2 separate regions of the Homo sapiens genome follow, and region 2 is linked to region 1. Evidence: read pairs that join two places in POLR2A ChIA-PET (ENCODE). Cell type or tissue: PC-9. All regions are shown on one strand. Each heading gives the region's core, and the rest is flanking DNA. Links, peaks and the distances in the headings are about the cores only. Region 1 overlaps APP (amyloid beta precursor protein). Region 2 overlaps APP (amyloid beta precursor protein).

Region 1 (2,924 bases), core at 322-2,821:
TCCCTGGAGAGACCACTAGAGGTGGCACCATCGCCTGCAGAAACAAACCTTATTGAAATAACCCTTATCTTCTATTAGTTTCCCCCATATATTTACCTTACCACACTTCCCCTGGAAGCCCTAATCCCCTCTCCTTTGTCTTGTGACTTCTCCACAGTTTATTGCTCTTTGTTAAAATGGTGTGTATGCTCTCAGGCCTAACTGCTTCTTTTGGGTTTTTGCTTTTCTGTGGAGCTCCCTCCTCTCCCCTCCCTCATGTAAAAATAATAACATTAAATAAAATTTGTGTTTTTTCCCCTGCGAATCTGTCTCGTCAGTTTAATTGGCAAGGCCTCATGTGCTGAACCTAACAGGGTAGAGAAAAAAGGTTTTTTTCCCCTTTTCTACAAGTATTAAACCTGGAGAGAACAATACAGTGTAAAGGCTGTGAGGTGGGAGCATGCTGGGGTGTTGGAAGAAGCACATGAGCTTACAAACATTCCATCAATTTGCATTCATTCCAAAAATTGTATGCAATTTTTCAGTGACGATTCCCATTGATCAATCATTTATAAAAACTAATGGTGAGGGTCTTCCATACTCAGTTTACTCCCTTCTTGGAAAAGAATGTACATTTTAATCAAGATGATTTCATGAAAGACATTCTGTACTCCAAACATTTAAAAGAGCGTTTAGAGTATACAGCAATTCATCTTTTCTTCTGTATTTTAAAATTTAAGACAGGGAGAATTATTGTATTATACTTAGTTCAGATTTGGTGGTGGTTTTGTTTTTTGGTTCCAGTGAAAAGAAATTGCATCAGTAACCTGGCGGTCAACCGTGCCATATTGTTTGTGATTTATTAGTCTGGAAAAAATAACTGTATTTCTGGCATATGTAAAAATAGTTTGCTGAGAGGCCTCCTTGGTTGTGGCAATAGTAATACTAATTACCAGGTACTGTATGTAGCTCATTCTATGAACCAGGCCTTGTTGAAAAGTGCTTTCACTTAATTTTTTCTTTTCAGCAGCCTGTGAGGTACCTACTGTTATCCCCAGCTGGGAGGGAGCTGGCCAGTGGACTGGGTTTAAACTATGTTTTCATTGTCTTTACTCTTAACCACTTATCTTCTCTGCCTCCAGCAAAATAAGTCAAAGAGTTCAGCCAGTGTTTCTTCTTGGACTAAGCAGTCAGCCTCCTAAGTAAGCAAGCCTTGGAATGCAATTGATTGGTAAGATACTAAAGTAATCAGTAAGGCCCTCAGTTCCTGGCTGCCAGCTTCTTTCACCCTCTCCTGCAGGAAGTTCTGAATGCTGATATCTCTACTTGGTGTCTTCTCTCCCCCTCCCAATTCCATTATTTCCCTTTTTCTCAATCCCAAGTGAAGGAAGTTCTGAGTGTGGATGTTGGAGTCATTCAGACCTTGGATCTGAGTCACAACTCTTTCAATTTACTAGAAATATGACTGCAAGAAAATGATGTAAGCTTCCCTAAACCAATTTCCACATCTACAAAGTATCTAAATAGATTGCTTAGGAGAAAAATTGAATTAAATTGAATAAAGTGCAAAGCACAGAACATGGCCAGGAGTAGGCCCTGGATGAATGAGGGAAAAATGGTTCTGATTTTTATTTTTGAGCCTCTTTGTAACATTTGTTGGCCCCTTCAGAATAATCCTTAGAGTTCATATCAGCCACCCTTCATCCCTCCTGGGATGGGCCAGGGGAGAGGCCCAGTTGCCTGTGACACTGCTTCGTTTCACATTTCACTGCTTTAGCATCTCAACATTTCATTGATAACATTTTTGATGCCTGAAAACAGAATAACTTATTTGTAATTCTACATACATTTTGTTTGTGATCAAGTTGTTAGAGTTTGAAATGAGCCTCATTTCCTTGGGTTTTGTCCCTCCCCATCTGACCTTCCTCTTCTCAGTGAACCCTGAAGAAAAAACACTAGCAAAGGAATCTCAAGAATGTTGGTTCGGGACACAGCTCTCTCCATCTACTCTCCTGCCCTAGTCCTGCCCCTCCTTGTGTTTTCAGCGGTGACCAGGCACTGGTGACAGCCTTGGCTGCTTGGACCAGCTGGAGGTAGCTGCAAAATGCCTGCCTGCTAGCTTTGAAAAATCTCTGCCAACCTCATTGAAATAATTGTTTACCACATATCAGAGGGGACTGGGAAGTGGGTAATTGAGAGATCTTTTTGAAGGGGTTTGTGGCTTCTCCACTTGCAGAGGCTTCCTGAAATGGTGGGTAATGCTCATGCCTCAGGGAGAATCAATATCCTTCTCCTAAAACCTGCTCACACGTAGCTCTAAGTATTAGACATGCATTTTTGTTAACATTTTATCAGTGCATTTTTCTACCTGTGTCATTTGGACCTTAGATTCGGGAGAAAATCACTGTGTATCTTTGGTGGTTTCAGGTGGCTCTTAAATTTCATTAATTCACAAAATCTGAATTGAATGGAATAGTCTGTTTTGGGAGGTTTTTTTGGGGGGGTTGGGGAGGGATTGGATTTTTCAGTCCTTCCAAGAGACTTCAGGTTTTTTTTTTGATGTTCTGATTAGCCCGGTGTGTGTAAGGCCCTATCAGGTGTTCGCCTGTGTGATCCTATCACACCCACATCCTGTAGCTGCATCCAAGTGCTTTGAGGCCGACTTAATGGGGATTAACTTAACAGTTGCTCTGTGGGAACAGATGCTCTTTGCCGCTTATTTCTAATAAATTGATTGAGCCATTTAAAAGATTTTTTTTTTCTTTTAAGTTACATCTTCTTAAGAAACTGTAGACAATAAAGCAAAACTAAAATACTTGGGTCTAAAATTAGTGTATTATATTTAAAACACTGGGCTTCAGACTGATTATATCATGCTCTTTTACTGACTTTCTAGTCAGATGCTTATTTATAAAAATAAAGCTTATATAAAGGGCAGCATTCAA
Region 2 (2,924 bases), core at 251-2,750, 190 kb after region 1:
GGAGAATCGCTTGAACCCGGGTTGCAGTGAGGGGAGATCACCCCATTGTACTCCAGCCTGTATAACAAGAGTGAAACTCCGTCTCAGAAAAAAAAAAAAAAAAAAGAAAAGAAAAAAGGTCACTAAGTGATGAGAGAATTAAAACCACTCCTATTTTCTACCTTTTATAACATAAACTCTTGTCTTTACTTCCCAGGTTTGCCATCTTTATAACCTGTAACTAGGAGCAAGTGATTTAATAAAGGGATTCCTCCTATTCCGTCTGCAAATTGGAGTTAATTTTTCTCCTCTTTCTGCAATTTCTGTTGTTTTAGCTTTTGTTAGCCATAATTAGAAAATCAAAAGGATTCATTGAAAGTTGAGACAAAATTGTGAAGTAGGAAGATGTCTTCCTCCGTAAGAGGAGAAAGATTGTTAGAGGAAGTACATGGAGGCTTTGGTGACACATCCCTATGAGGAAGTGATCTGCTTCCACGGGAAGGAGAGAACAGATGATAGATGACTCCTAGATGCTCCTGCGTCATGTTCAGTACAAAATCAGAGCCGCATCAGCAAACCGGATACCCTGGGAAGGAACATTGGGATAACTCCTTGGCCATAAACAAAAGTTTTGCTCTGGCCTTATGAACTAAGTGGATTAATAGAGATTAGTTGTTCAATATCCTTCCATCTAATGGATCCATATTGTTAAAACTTAAGAAACACCAAAGGGGGAGAGTGTGAGAATCTACTGCCATTTTCTCCATTGCTTCATTCAAGACTTCTGTGTCCACCTTGGCATGGGATTATCATTTGCCCTTTTATACTCACCTTAAACTACAAAGATCATTTGTTTGCCTTTCTGAAGAAAGGAAGGTGGATAAATTTTGCAGGAGACTTTAAAAATTCAGCTCAACTCCTGGCATTAAAGACAATAAAGGTGGTGATTCAGAGGTCCCCATGGCAGTTTCCCCAAATATTACGTTTAACTAAGATCATCTCAAGCACAGAGAGACTTAACTCTCTAAAGTGTGATTTTTAAACCTGCACACGGAAATTTTCTACATTTTATATGCTCAAGATTTCTTGAAATCCAGGGTGTAAAACTGTGAAAATAATAGTTCTGAACCTATTTATGAAAGCAGGAGAGAATTGCTTTGTTCAGTTTTGGAAACCACCAGGGTGCAATTTAATGCTCCAGGAGAGGGTTTTCTGTGACCTGGAAAGGTTGGGGTGATTCCCGTACAGTGAGTCATTTACTTCCTTCTTGGCAGGATTATGCCCAGGGCTTTTAAACGCTCTTGACACTTCACTGCCTTCCATAAGAAACGGGTTTAGGGCACAAGTGTCTATTATGATAAGATGCCAGATTTCTAGATCAAGCATAAAGCTGTGGAGTGGGACAATAGGACTTAATAATTTTAATACACTTCCCACGTGAACTGTCAAGTAATAAGCTACATATTCAGACGTGACTGGCATTGAGTCATCCTGCCATTAGTCAAATGTATGAGACTTTTCCCAAGTCCCAGCAACACCAAATTTGAGAAATCGTATAAAAGAAAAATGAAAAAGTAAATACGTCTAAGAAATGGGGAAATCAATAAAAAATGTACTAGCACCAGGGGCGGTGGCTCACGCCTGTAATCCCAGCACTTTGGGAGGCCGAGGCAGGTGGATCACCTGAGGTCAGGAGTTTGAGACCAGCCTATCCAACATAGTGAAACCCTTCTCTACTAAAAATACAAAAATTAGGTCGGTGTGAGGGTGCACGCCTGTAATCCCAGCTGAACTCAAGAGGCTGGGGCAAGAGAATTGCTTGAACCCAGGAGGTGGAGGTTGCAGTGAGTTGAGGTGGAGGTGCACCACTGCACTCCAGCCTGGGCGACAGAGTGAGACTCCATCTCCAAAACCGTGTTAGCTTTTATCAGGAAAGGCCATTAAATTTTCTTCAATATTACCTACATCAATTTGACATCAAACTATAAGAACACAATATGTGAGATGTTTTGAAATTAATGAAATGAATCTTCTCTTTGAGACGAGTTTGTGCACGCTATGAAGTCCATTAAATATTTTCTGGGAAGAGTTCCCAGTTAAAACTACTTTCTAAAGTACCCAAGCACACTATATAGATACATCAAGTAGGTTTATTAATGTCAGTATTTCGGTGAAAATTGGGAAGGCCACTATTCTGAGTAGAGAGGTGTTTGTTTTCTACTTGAAGACTATGAAGGATATTCTGCACTACTGGGCCTATTTCTGAAATTGTATCTAGCTGCAAGTTACTCATTAATTTAATTAACAAATATTTATTAGCAACCAAATTGTGGCAGGAACTGTGCCTAGAGGTAGAAATACATTACGCTCTTGTTTCCAGAGAGGAAAATGAGTAATGTTCTAAAATGTAAATCTTATGTTTCTCTTTCCTCTTGCTGTAAATGATGTCTAAGCCATTTCGGTGGTGCCTGTTCTTAATCCTTTAATAAATTATTTTGAATGATTTTTTAAAAGGCAGTGTGATTGTGAGGTGAGTTTAGTACAAATTAAAAAATGTCACATCAGTTGCAAACAGACAGCACATAATTATGAGCTAAACACTGTTTCAGAAACAGTAGTGACAATAAATAGGATTCGGTATAATTAGTCCTCCTGGGACAGATCTCTTCCTCTGTTCTTTGCCATATATTTTAATAATGAGATTAGCCATCTAATGCCAATATAACCAGACTGTAGTATTAATACACAGAAAAATTATTGCTAGTAACAGAAGATTTAAAGACATGAGGGTGATCCGGATTATATGCCTGCAGGTTAAAAAAAAAAAATGTTTCTTAAACTCTCTTTATCAATATCCTTTTCGTGAGCCACTGAATTCTTTTGTTTTTCTGATCATATGAATAACCCGTCTTAAGTATGAATATTGTGACAATAGTAATAGCAAT

The links. Peaks named below come from ENCODE experiments on the same cell type or tissue, not always from the same donor. Only the 100,000 strongest peaks of a DNase experiment are listed, where the experiment ranks them.
Region 2: POLR2A ChIA-PET joins it to region 1 with 5 read pairs; 3 of 35 experiments call an interaction of 5 or more read pairs at or near these places.

Annotation. Positions count from the first base shown.
Region 1 is chr21:26,147,423-26,150,346 of GRCh38, reverse strand. All of the region lies in intron 1 of APP (amyloid beta precursor protein), which reads left to right. It overlaps LOC124900466 (a long non-coding RNA gene), which reads left to right. Exons shown (of 2, transcript XR_007067829.1): 1 at 1-1,210. Among named protein-coding and RNA genes, the nearest start is that of APP, 22 kb to the left of the region's middle. RefSeq lists an enhancer at 842-1,411. In PC-9, for the core only: no CTCF peak of the experiment used is centred there; no DNase peak of the experiment used is centred there; H3K27ac peaks cover 1,197 bases.
Region 2 is chr21:25,961,788-25,964,711 of GRCh38, reverse strand. All of the region lies in intron 11 of APP (amyloid beta precursor protein), which reads left to right. Among named protein-coding and RNA genes, the nearest start is that of APP, 210 kb to the left of the region's middle. In PC-9, for the core only: no CTCF peak of the experiment used is centred there; a DNase peak (open chromatin) is centred at 1,281; H3K27ac peaks cover 1,734 bases.